Linked DNA regions of Homo sapiens: region 2 is linked to region 1. Evidence: chromatin contacts called from ENCODE Hi-C or POLR2A ChIA-PET data. All regions are on one chromosome and are shown on one strand. The core of a region is the stretch at or near the end of the contact, and the rest is flanking DNA. Distances in the headings are between cores, read along the strand shown.

The links. A loop is a pair of places that touch in the nucleus more often than their neighbours do. ChIA-PET counts read pairs that join two places held with the same protein, here RNA polymerase II (POLR2A). Pooled maps may share reads with other maps.
Region 2: a loop to region 1 is called in a pooled map, with 4 times the contacts of the local background. The contact joins the enhancer-like site here to the promoter of GPR45 in region 1. A Hi-C loop is called at or near these places in 4 of 37 single-sample maps with no recorded cell type and 8 of 50 pooled maps. POLR2A ChIA-PET finds 5 or more read pairs at or near these places in 1 of 52 experiments (endothelial cell of umbilical vein).

What each region holds. Positions count from the first base shown.
Region 1 is chr2:105,239,175-105,245,251 of GRCh38, reverse strand. GPR45 (G protein-coupled receptor 45) reads right to left here and starts at 3,509. Exons shown (of 1, transcript NM_007227.3): 1 at 1,785-3,509. The coding sequence starts at 3,393. The coding sequence ends at 2,275.
Region 2 is chr2:104,973,110-104,979,186 of GRCh38, reverse strand. The region is part of intron 1 of MRPS9-AS2 (MRPS9 antisense RNA 2); the gene reads left to right. Among named protein-coding and RNA genes, the nearest start is that of MRPS9, 62 kb to the left of the region's middle. RefSeq lists an enhancer at 2,022-2,316. Within about 2 kb of position 2,410, at least 3 of the 41 ENCODE cell types and tissues checked have a DNase peak (open chromatin) inside an H3K27ac peak, as active enhancers do.

The sequences.
Region 1 (6,077 bases), core at 2,260-4,759:
AGAACTTAGGCTTATACACCGAAAGAGCAATAATACTTTATTTAAAATATATACAAAATTATTACTTTGAAACATATATATTACTGTCCAACATACATCATATAACACTGATTGATGTAAATTTTGGTACCTTCATTTATTCAGTTGTGATTTCCCTTTTGTTCAAGGCTCCTGAAGAAAATTATCTGAAATGCCCACCAGAGGGGAGGTGCCCATGGGCTTGGTCCCCTTGGTGACTTGGCTGTGCTGTTGGGCACTACTGAGGCCCTAGAGCCCTGCTCCATGGAGCTGAAGGCAAATCCCCACCTTGCTGGGGGACCTGGGGACACAGAATTGATGGAACCCACCTCCGTCGGTCACACATCAATTGCTCATCTTCTCCCTCTCTCTCCATCTGGGTATAAACAGGGAGGGAGGTGAGGGGGAACAAGTGTCAGTTATCTTCTTAACCCTCCTCTGGGCTGAAGAGGAGGGTTAAGAGAAATGATGTTTTCCCTTTCACCCCCCTTTCTTCTCTGCCCATGTTACCACTACTGCGGGAAGAAAGTATGAGAAGGAGGAGCTGGCTCTTAATGCAGTTTAGAAAGAAACGGGAAGTGAAGCAAAAATGGGGCTTCTGTGCTCTTAGGCTGAATTTGAGTTACCATGATCCTGAGATAAATCAGACAACTGCTTTTGGGCATGGCCTATGATGCCTCATTCATCACTATCTCCCGCACAGTGCCTTACACCTAGTAGGCACTTAATGCATGCTCTTTGCATGGATGAATAAATGAATGCAGGGGATCTGATGACTACAGACAGAAAACACACATTTCAGAATCAGAGTGTTTGAGAGATGAAAGGGGACATTGGAAATCATCTAGATCTGCTTCCTCATTTGGCATATGGGGAAACTGAGGCCCACAGAAATGAGAAACGATCAAGGTCAAATGACTAGTTCCTGATAGAGTCAGACCTGGAATCAGATTTTCTAAATCTCTCCTTAAATTTCCCACCCTCTTCAGATCTGGAACAATAAAGAGAGCTCAGTGGGCTCAGTGCTATGCCCTGGACTCAGGACCCTCATATGCCAGTGTGGGGACCCCTGGTGGTGGCCGAATAGAGCACAAGCAGAGAAGCCCCCTTTGGGCAACTTCACTTCTGGGATCTGGTCCCAGTAGGTAAACAGGATGGCAGCAGTGGATCTGAATGAGGTAGGAGGAACACAGAGACCAGTGGGGACCCCGAGAATTGGGCTCGTTGGTGTGGCACCTGCAGCGGGTCCAGTGCTGAAGTGGATTTGGTGGGTTGAAGGGCTCTGGAGCTCCAGGGTGTCCAAAGGAAATGTGTAAACTAAGCCCAGCCTGCTCACTGCTGACACTGAAAGCAGGTCACTACAGATGCTTGCTCAGCGGGTGAGCTATAGCACACTGGATATGGATGGGAGGAAAACGAAGGGAGGCAGGGAGAGGGGTGGAGGAAAGAGGGAAGGGCCAAGGGGCTCTCCAGCAGACAGGGAGGCCTAGTGGCCTCAGGGTGCAGGGACGGGGTGGGCCCAGCAGGTGGGGGGCGCTGGGGACATGCAGGAGTTCCCGGATGTGCTTCTCACTTCAGCTGGGCTGCCCAGGACCTTCTCTGGGCTTCAAGCCTCTGAGGCCTCCCATGCGTCATTGCAGGGAGCTCAAAGCACAGAGGCTCACTCTGCTTCCCCGTGTGATTTTGGTTTCTTTCTAGAAAAGATACTTAGGCATGGGAAGAAATGCACATCTGATCAACATAAAGAACCTCATGTGAGTCCCCACACACCACAAACATCAATAGCTGAAGAACCCTGGTGTCAAACAAAATGAATGAACACCCAGGAGCTCACACCTACTGGGGTTTCTCAGGGTTTCTCTTGAGCAGGTGCAGAGAGGGCTCGCAGGGCAGGTTGAAGCTCTTGTGACTGACCAGTCCTCCTGCCCCACACTCAACCAGCTTCATTCCCTGTTGCCCTCCTCCTCCCTTTCTGCCCAACTTCTGCACTCCCCAGCCCACTCCATTTTTGACTTAATGACGTTGCAGTTCCCATCAGCCCCATATTTGGCTCTCTGCAAAGAGAAACAAAAATAATTCATCGTGCCAAAATTTGAAATTTGGGAGCTGCAGCTCATCTGATTACAAATGAGTACCTTTGTGCTTAAATTGCCACCACAAAGTGCAGACTATGACCAACATGCCAGGGAACAGAGCAGGACAGATCCACCCTGGGACTGGGGCTCAGCTGCCCCTTCTCTGTGGCCCCCTGACCCCCTAAACCGCAGACTGGTTTTCATTGCACACGTAGACTGTGCTTGGCTGGATTCTCCTTCGGATCCGCTCAGGCACTTTGGGGAGGATTTGGAAGGTCTGGGGCAGCAACTCTATGCAGGCCTCGCGGAATTTTTTGATTCTCCAGCAGTAGACGATGGGGTTGAAGACGGACTTGAGGTAACTGAGCCACAGGACGCAGGTGCTGGTGGCGTAGAAGGAGGAACCGCAGTAAAAGCGCTGGCTAAACACAGACAGGAGGCTGTAGACGGAGTGGGGCAGCCAGCAGAGGGAGAAGCCCACGAAGAGGATCAGGATGGTGGTGAAGGCCTTGGTCTTGAAGCTCAAGTCCACGCTGACCTGTTGCTGCCGCTGCAGGCGCCGCAGGCCCGCCCTGGTGAGCTGCCGCAGGTCCAGGCTGTCCGACTGGTTGTGCACGCGCACGGCGTTCTTGCGGACCGTGTTGAGGATGCACATGTAGGCGCACAGCATGACGCCAAAGGGCGCGAAGAACACGGCCACCACCAAGGTGACCACGTAGGCGCGGTCAGCGGGGAGCTCCGTGTAGCCCAGCACGCACTGTGGGGCCCGCGCCGGCACCTCCACCAGCGTCCAGCCCGTGAGCGAGGGCCCCGCGATGCAGAAGGACAGCACCCAGGAGACCGCGATGATCACCTTGGCCCTGCGCGGGTTCAGCTTGTCCTGGCGCTGGACGATGATGAGGAAGCGGTCCACGCTGATGATGAGCAGGATGGCCACGCCCTCCAGGACAAAAAACCAGTAGAGCGTGGCTGAGAGGCGGCAGAAGTGGTCCCCAAAGTGCCAGCGCACGGTGATGAGGGTGACGGCGGTGAAGGGCATGCAGCAGAGGGACAGCATGATGTCGGAGAAGGCCAGGGTGGCCAGCAGCAGGTTGATGGCCGAGCGCATAGCCGGCCTCTGGTACACGATGATGCAGACCACAGTGTTGCCCAGGAACCCCACCACGGTCATCAGCAGCATCACTATGGCCAAGGAGATCCTGAGGGGTGCGGGCAACTGGGTGGACCCCGAGTCTGAGGCGTTGCTGGTGTTCAGCAGCAGGTATGTGTAAGCCTCAAGGGACGTGCTGTTGCAGGCCATCGTGGAGAGACCCTTGGAGCTGGGACAGAAATGGCCGGGAGGGCTCCCCTCAGCACTTGGGTGGCTGCCATTCTTTGTCTGCTGGCTGCATCTTCCTGGATGTCTGTGGACCTCTGGGGCACTGGAATGGTCTTGGGGAGAAATGTCCGTCTTTGTGAGCACTAGCTGGGATTTGCGATTCATGGATCACATCCTAAGCATCTCTGTGGAGAGCGACTCTGTGCACAGCTTCGTGCTTGGACCCTCTGTAGTGGACAGCAAGCAAAAGTACAAAAGAGAAGGGGGTTAGAGTTTCCAAACGCGTTGAAGAAAGCACGCGTTTAAGCTTTACAGGTGTTTCTAAACAAGTTTATTTACCACGTGGGACAAAGCTTGATATTCACAAATACTGTCTGAGTCTTGTCAAGCAGCCCAGAAAAACCTAATCAGCTATCTTCTGAGGAAACTGAGGAAGTACACTTTGTAGTTAGTGTTTATGTAATAACTTGAGTTTTCAGCAACCTGTCGGAATGAAGCCTTGGTCTAGCCAACTAACGTTAGAATCCTGCTCCACAAGAGAAAGGTTTTGCTTGTTTCATTCTCTGCTATCTCCCAGTACTGACAACAGTGGCTGGCATGCAGTAAGTGTCCTTGTTGAGGACACTTGGATGCTTGTTGAGTAGATGAATAAGTGATAGTTGATGCTGCTGCTATAATATTTGTTTAGCTTTAAAAAACCCCACTTCATCGAGGAATGACTGACATGTCAAAAGCTGTACAAATTTACATCTCAATATACCAGAAACCCATCACCACCAAGGCCAAAAACATATCCCACTCCCCCTGCCAAAGCTCTCTCCTGCCATTTTTCTAGTATTATCATTTTGTTTTGGTGGTAAGAATACTTCACCTAAGATCTGCCCTCTTAGCAAATTTTAAGTATACATTTTTAAGTTTTAATTTTTTAAAAGAAATTGTAAGTCTGTTTGTTTAACTTTATTTGATAAGTGTAAATTCACATGGATAAGTGTAAATTCACATGGAGTTATAATAATAAATACTATGGTGAAATTCTGTGTGTCCTTCACCCAGTTTTCCCTAATGGTAACATCTTGGATAACTGTGGGGCTGCTATACTATTACTTCTGGAAGCACAGACTGGGAGAAGGGAACTTTCCCCAAAGGTAAGGCCTTTTAAAATACAATGTTAGCTGGGTGCAGTGGCTCATGCCTATAATCCCAGCACTTTGAGAGGCAGAGACAGGAGGATTGCTTGAGGCCAGGAGTTCAAGACCTGCCTGGGCAACATAGAGAGATCCCATCTCTACACACACAAAAAAATGAGCCAGGCTTCCATCTATAGTCCCTGCTACTCAGGAGGCCGAGGCAGGAGGATTGCTCAAGCACAGAAGTTCGAGGCTGTCGTGAGCTAAGAAGGTGTCACTGTACTCCAGCCTGGGTAACAGAGTGAGACCCTGTCTCTTAAAAAAAAAGTAAATGAAATGAGCTTTTATTCCTTACATTCTTGATAAACTTGCTTTCACTTTCAAAAAGATAAATATAATTTTAATTTTGTCTCACTGATGTGGCAAGAGTGTGTTCAGTAGCTCAGGTCTGAAGTCACATCGCCTGGGCTGGGGGAAATCCAGCCTGCGCCATTTATCCACCCTGGACATCTGGCTGTTGGATGCACCTCTTCTTGTAAGAAATTTCTCTTTTCTAAATTCCTTGTGGTCATTGTTACAGATAACTCACACTGAGAGGAATGTGGGCAATGTAAGAAGCCAGGAGGCCTCAGAGCAGGCTTAGAGGACCTGGGAGTGGCAGTGTCTTGGTGATGCTATACTTCAGTTTAGACCCAACCAATCCTTGGTCTTCCTTCCCAAACACACCCAGAATGGGTTCATCTCTCAGTGGTGGGCACCAGTATCCAAACTTTTTCTGAGCTATAAAAATCAGAAACCTGGTGTGTTAATTTATAAGTGGGAATTATCTCTCATTCAGACCAAAATTATGACCCTTCTTCATCTCAATTTTCTGATCTGTGAAATGGAGGTAATTACATATTTACCTCCAGAGTTGGTAAATATAATGTGCAATGTCTGGTAAAAGAAGGGCATTAATAAATTAACTCCATCTCCCTCACTGTTTCAAGTTTAGGGGTTTCTGTCTCTTGGATTAAACTGCAAATTTGTTCATGGCAGGAACCATGACATGCATGTAGGAAGCCCTAATGGATTAAGCTCCTCTTGGAGCACAGAATAAAGGACCACTGAGAAAAAACACAGTATCGTGCATCCATGTGCCTGTCAATCTTAGCCGATAGTGAATCCTTCATCTGCATTCCTCTCCATGCTATAAACTTAGATTTTCCCCACAATGATAGTTACAGAGAGTGATTTCATGCTTAATTAAAGGAACAAATAGTGCAAGGTATTTTTTTTAATGTATATGTCTTGTGGTTGAATCTGATTAAAATTCTTTTGGCTTCTGGACAACAACCTGTCTTAGGTATTTTAATTTAGCATTTTGGTCACAGTCCTGTTGTTAATATCTGAATCAACAGTGCTTTTATTACAAGGGACTAGGGCACTAAGATCTAAGTAAAAGGTAACAAGTGAACAAGAAATATTCTGCTGGTGTTCTTGGAGTAACAGCACTCACCGTCTCCAGCGACTTTCACGATGAGAAATGGGTGCCACAAT
Region 2 (6,077 bases), core at 1,161-3,660, 260 kb after region 1:
AGATTGAAAGGGGATAGGAATAGGATTGGAAAGACCAGCATGATGGTTAATTTTATGTGTCCACTTGACTGGGCTAAGGAATAGCCAGATAGCTGGTAGTATATCATTTGGGGGTGTACCAGTGAGGGTGTTTCCAGAAGAGATTAGCATTTGAATCCACAGACGGAGCAACAAAGATTTGTTCTCACCAATGTGGATGGGCATCATCCAACCCATTCAGAGCCTGAACAAAACAAAAACACATTCCAAATCACTCTTTTTTTGAGGTGAGACATCCAGCTTCTTCTGTCCTCAGAAACAAGAGATCCTGGTTTGGGGGCCTTCAGATTCAGACTGGGGCTTACACCACTGACTCTCCTGCTTCTCAGGACTTGGGCTTAAATTGGAACTGCACCACCAGCTTTCCTGGTTCTCTAATTTGCAAATGGCAGATCGTGGGACTTCTCAACCCCCATAATAGCATGATCCAAACTTTTACAATAAATCTCTCTCTCTCTCTCTCTCTCTCTCTCTCTCTATATATATATATATATATATATATATATATATATCCTATTGATTATACTCTTATTGACTTTATATATATATATCCTCTCTGTATATATATAGAGAGAGAGAGATATCTCTCTCTATATATATGTATATCCTATTGATTATACTCCTATTGATTTTATATATATATAATCCTCTATGTCTCTCTATATATGTAGAAATAGATAAACATCTCCTCTCTCTCTCTCTCCATATATATATATATATATATACATACACACACATGCACACACACAAAGAGAGAGACATATAGATAGATAGATAGACAGATGGATATAGCGAGAGACATATATACATCTTCTATTGATTCTGTTTCTCTGGAAGACCCTAACTAATACAACCAGGTGAAGGATGACTGCAGAAGTCCAGGCAAGAATCATGACAGCATGGATGGAGGTGTTGCTGTAGAAATGGAGAGAAGGCTTAGGGCTACACATATGTTTAGGCATGACCAACTAGAAGTGAGTCAGAATAGAAGTGAGTCAGGAACTTCATAAGTTCCTGCAGCATCTCCTCTACAGAATTTGGCTGAGGAGGTATGCAGTACATTCATTGCTAGCATGCTAATTAGAGGAGAGACACCAGGCATCAGTCTGGTCATCCAAATAGTGAGTAAGGAAATAAGCTCCTTCCTTTTGGATAAGCCATTGTTCATGGGAACCATTGCCCTCATGATTATTTCTTTTCAGAACAGGTGCACACAGACAATGCCTTTTATTTTGTTGGTAGATCCCTTTCTATTGGCACTGCTTCCAACTGCTCTGTTAGCCTGGCTTACCTTTTGCCTTACACCTTTTCATGAGCCACCCATCTTTGAGTGCCATTTTCCATGCCAGCATATGTATGCCTATTTTCCCAGCAGCCCCCAGTGTGGCCCCCTTCCTCCTCACCATGTGTCAGGGTTCCCTTGCTGTATCTATTCTGAGAAGTCTGAAAAATTCTACGGTTAGAGTTTGGAGTTAAAAGGAAGGAGAAGATAGAGCGAGGCTGTGAAAATACCCTGCTAATAGTAGCAGAAATGTACATGAAAAACACTTACCGAGAGATGCCTTTTATAGCATCTACATTATTATACTAACAGAAGTAAATTGTATTTTGATTGTGGCCGGTTGAAAACCACATCCTCCATGTATGAAGTATATAATCAGCTTAATCAGTTGCTGATCCCAGGACAATTTCATCCCAGTGTATTGGGAGAGTGCAAATAACATAGAGTTTATTCCATTCTTCTTAGTAATTTAAATGTCACTTTGTTAAATGAACTCGAAGACAGATTTGCATTACTTGAATTCAGGGTTTCCAATAATAATGTAACACTTTTCCTTCTCCCAATACCAAAGCAATGGCTTAATATAAAAAGCAAGTGGTTAAATTCAAAACATTTTCCCACATGAGTGTCTTTTACTGCTATAATTTTTTTTTTGTTTTTGGTGTCAAATTTATTTTTAAAATCTTGCTAAAGATGCCAGTTATTAGGCGATTGTCTGTCAACTTCAAACCCACTTCTGTGTGGTTTTGTGTTGCTGGGGCTGGGACTCTGCAAACCACACTTTACCTTTCCAGTGGCTTCTCTGATCAACTCTGCCAATAGGCGGTGCTAGAGGGAAGTTGTGCTTTGGAGGTGGAAAGGGGGACCTGGCTCCTTCCTGTTTCCTTCCAGTTTGCTTCCTGTTCCTGCAGTGTCACTCCAGCCTCATCTCTTCATGCAGACAGCAGCAGTTCATTGCAGTAGTAACAGCCGGACCTAGTTTGCAGCTTTTCCAGCACTCAGAACCAGCTTCATCTCACCCTGTGAGAGATGCCTGCACCAGCCAGCTGGTGTCCCTCCTCAGAAGTCTGCATCCCAGCACTGTGGGGCCTCTTCTTCAAGCTTCTAAGCTTTAATAATCTCTACCTCTAGTCGTAGGGGAGGCAGCTGCTTCCTGCTACCTCTGTGATATCTTAGTGTTCCCTTTTTGCCTTTTCAGTTCCTCAATTTCTAGTTAACGGGTCTTTATGCTAAAAGGTCTCTGTTAAAATAGCTGGTGTGGCTTCAGTATCTTGGCTGGACACTAAATGATATACGAGGTACCATGAAGCCACTATGAATGACTGACACCTGTGTGACTTTCCAGCCTCTCTGAGAATTCTGAGCTGCATTAAACAAGACTTAGTGTTGCTGGGCTGTAAATGCCCCAGTTTCACGGTGATGAAGACCCACTATAGCCTAGTGCAATTGATACTGCTGAAAACCTCTGGTCCTGCCAAACATTGTTTTATGCAAAAGCCCATGCAATAGAGACATTTGGAGAAACAAGAGAAATCGAAGCCATAAAAGTAGCATTTGCCAGTTTTTCCAGCTGATGTCCACTGAGAATTCTTTATAGGAGATTAGAAGGATTTCTTTCCCTAAAGAGAGCTGATAAAATAAAAGAATTTTAAGTTCTGAGCTTGCATGCCTGTAGCTCAAAGCTGTCATTAGACTTCTTGTGGCCAGGGTGACAGTATGGTAGTCAGGGAACTACCCTCAGCTGTAAAGTCCTTTTATTCTTCATTTGCAAACACTCTGACAACAAAATGCTGAAAAGGAGCTTATAACAAAACCATGTAGGAGATAGCATGCCTGTGGGGTCAGAAGCCAGCGTTTCTGTTCCTGTAAGGCGGGTGATCTGGGGGAGTTATGTTCCAGCTTCCTCATCTCAAAAAACACAACGATAATTCCTGCCCTGGATAGCTCTTTTGAGAATTAAACAAAATAATATTTGCAATGAAGTGAGCCAGGGCTTGGTATCCAACAGGTGTGTGATGATGTGGGCAGCCTTTCCACTCCCACCAATGTCTGCTCTCTTAAGTCCCAGTTGGGCTAAGTACTCCTAAGTACCCCTAAGTCCCAGTTGGGCTAAGTACTCCAAACTACCCCTAAGTCCCAGTTGGGCTAAGTACTCCTAAGTACCCCTAAGTCCCAGTTGGGCTGACTACTCCTCAAAAGCAAAACCTGCCAGGTTGGTGTGAAAATGAGGTGCAGACTCCTGTCATGGGATAGGAGTCACAATTGTTTCTTGCTTTTAGTTTCTAGTTTAGTGCCACCTCCACCAACCTTCCACTTCCCCTCATTACCACGTCCACACTGTCATGGAACAAATAGAGCCAAGACACATGGTGTACAATTTATGTAGCTGCTTTCACGTTCTACCGACCCTGTTTTGTTTTGTTTTTGTTGTTGTTGTTGTTGTTGTTGTTTTTGAGACAGAGTCTTGCTCTGTCTTCCAGGCTGAGTGCAGTGGCGCGATCTTGGCTCCCTGCAAGCTCCGCCTCCCCAGTTCACGCCATTCTCCTGCCTCAGCCTCCCGAGTAGCTGGGACTACAGGACCACGCCACCACGCGTGGCTAATTTTTTGTATTTTTTTAGTAGAGACGGGGTTTCACCGTGTTAGCCAGGGTGGTCTCAATCTCCTGACCTCGTGATCCGTCCGCCTTGGCCTCCCAGAGTGCTGGGATTACAGGCGTGAGCCGCCGCGCCAGGCCCCGACTCTGTTTTGAATAGTTTGCCATTTCTTTGCTTCCTCTGGGACATTAGGGAGTTATGTTGGAGTGTGGCCGAGAGAATTTAAATCATGTGAAGCTTCTCTCTTGATGTAGCACTTGCTGTTCTATCTATATGGATGGAGACTCACTGCTTTGGGACCACAGAGATGTGGGCTCTGTAACCCCTCTAGGCATTTGAGAGGTCTCCAAGCCTCCCCAGATATCTTTGGTGTCGCCCAGAAAGGAAATGGGTCATTCCCTTCCCAGTCTAGTTCACTTAGTCCCAGAATGATTGAAACAAAACTGAAATCAAATCCATCTCCTACTTAAAAGCCTCAATGACTCCTCATTATCTACAGGATAATAGCTTAGCTGCCACTTAGTCTTCCAAGATGCCCCTTTCATTGAGCCATGTCTTCTGGTAGCCACTCCCTTGAATAGTGCCCTCAGCATTGAATCTGGGCTGGCAGAGAGGCTTTCAAGTCTAGGGCATGGGACTTCGCAGCTTCTGTCCTGTTCTTTGCAACTTCCACTTTGGAGAAGCCAGCTATCGTGAGAAAAGCCCAATTACCCTGATACCTCCATGCTGTGAGGAAGGCAGGGGTAGCCACGTGGAAGGCACAGAGGCTGCATGGAGATGGAGAGAAGCCAGCCGTCCCTCTGTTGCAGTCCAGCCTTCACATGACTCCAGCCCAGCCATCCACTAAGTGCATTTGTAGGAGACACCCCAGTGAGACCAGCAGAAGAACTTCCTGGTGGGACCCAGTCAGACAGTGGTTGAAGCTGGAACAGTGAGGAGCTGGAGCAGGTGGAGACCGGCCACATCCCTGTCTTCACGATGTCTCAGCTTCACCGTGTGTTCACCCCAGGTGGGCTACTTTGGGCTTCCGCCAAGCATGTGGTGGCTTCCAAGAGCAAGTGACCTAAGAAGCAGGAATTGGAAGTTGGCAGTTTCTTGGGCCTTCCCAGGCTTAGAAACCAACATGGCATCACTTCTGTCTTATTCTATCAGTCAATCAGTCACAAGATCCAGGCTCAAGGACAGGGGACTCAGACATGCTCTCTTGATGGGAGAAGTCTCAAAGAATTCAGAGACCACGTTACAAAGTGTTTCAGTCCGATCTCTGGCCAAAAATTACTTATAATTCTCTCATGTGCAAAATACACTCACCCTTTTTCTTCCTTGCACACATTCCTACCATTGCAGGCACCATACTGTTTTAATTAATCATTTACATGTTTGCCTGCGTTTTGAACTTCCTTAGAAACAGATAGGGTGTCAAATTCATCCTTATTTCCCTTGTGCCTGGTATGCTTATTACACAGCATATAATAATACCCAGTGAAGGATGAACCACTAGGCCGGGTGTGGTGGCTCCCCCTGCCTGTAATCCTAGCACTCTGGGAGGCCGAGGCAGGTGGATCACCTGAGGTAAGGAGTTCAAGACCAGCCTGGCTGACATGGCGAAACCCCATCTCTACTTAAAAAAATACAAAAAATTAGCCGGGCATGGTGGCAGGCACCTGTAATCCCAGCTACTTGGGAGGCTGAGGCAGGAGAATTGCTTGAACCTGGGGGTTGGAGGTTGCAGTGAGCTGAGATCATGCCACTTCACTCCAGCCTGGGCTAAAGAGCAAGACTCTGTCTCAAAAAAAAAAAAAAGGATGAACCACCATAAACTATACTGTGCACACATACAGTCAACAGATTGTGATGAACATGAATTGAGAAAGTAGAATATCAACTAATGGTTGGACTGAACATAGTATTGAATGACACATTACCTAAACAGCTATCTCCCTCTTCTCAAGTCTATTCAAATCATTTTGAAAATTAAAAATAATTTTTAAAAATTTGGAAGTAGAAATGGAACCAGCAGAAGGCTACTCATAGTGTTGCTAGGGGAGCAAATAATATTAACATTTGTTATCCTGTCCTATCTGCTCACTCATGTTTTATCTTTATTTTTGCCTTCCTTTTCTACTGAGCTGGGTCAGGTGAGAGCTGGAGTCAGGCTGTG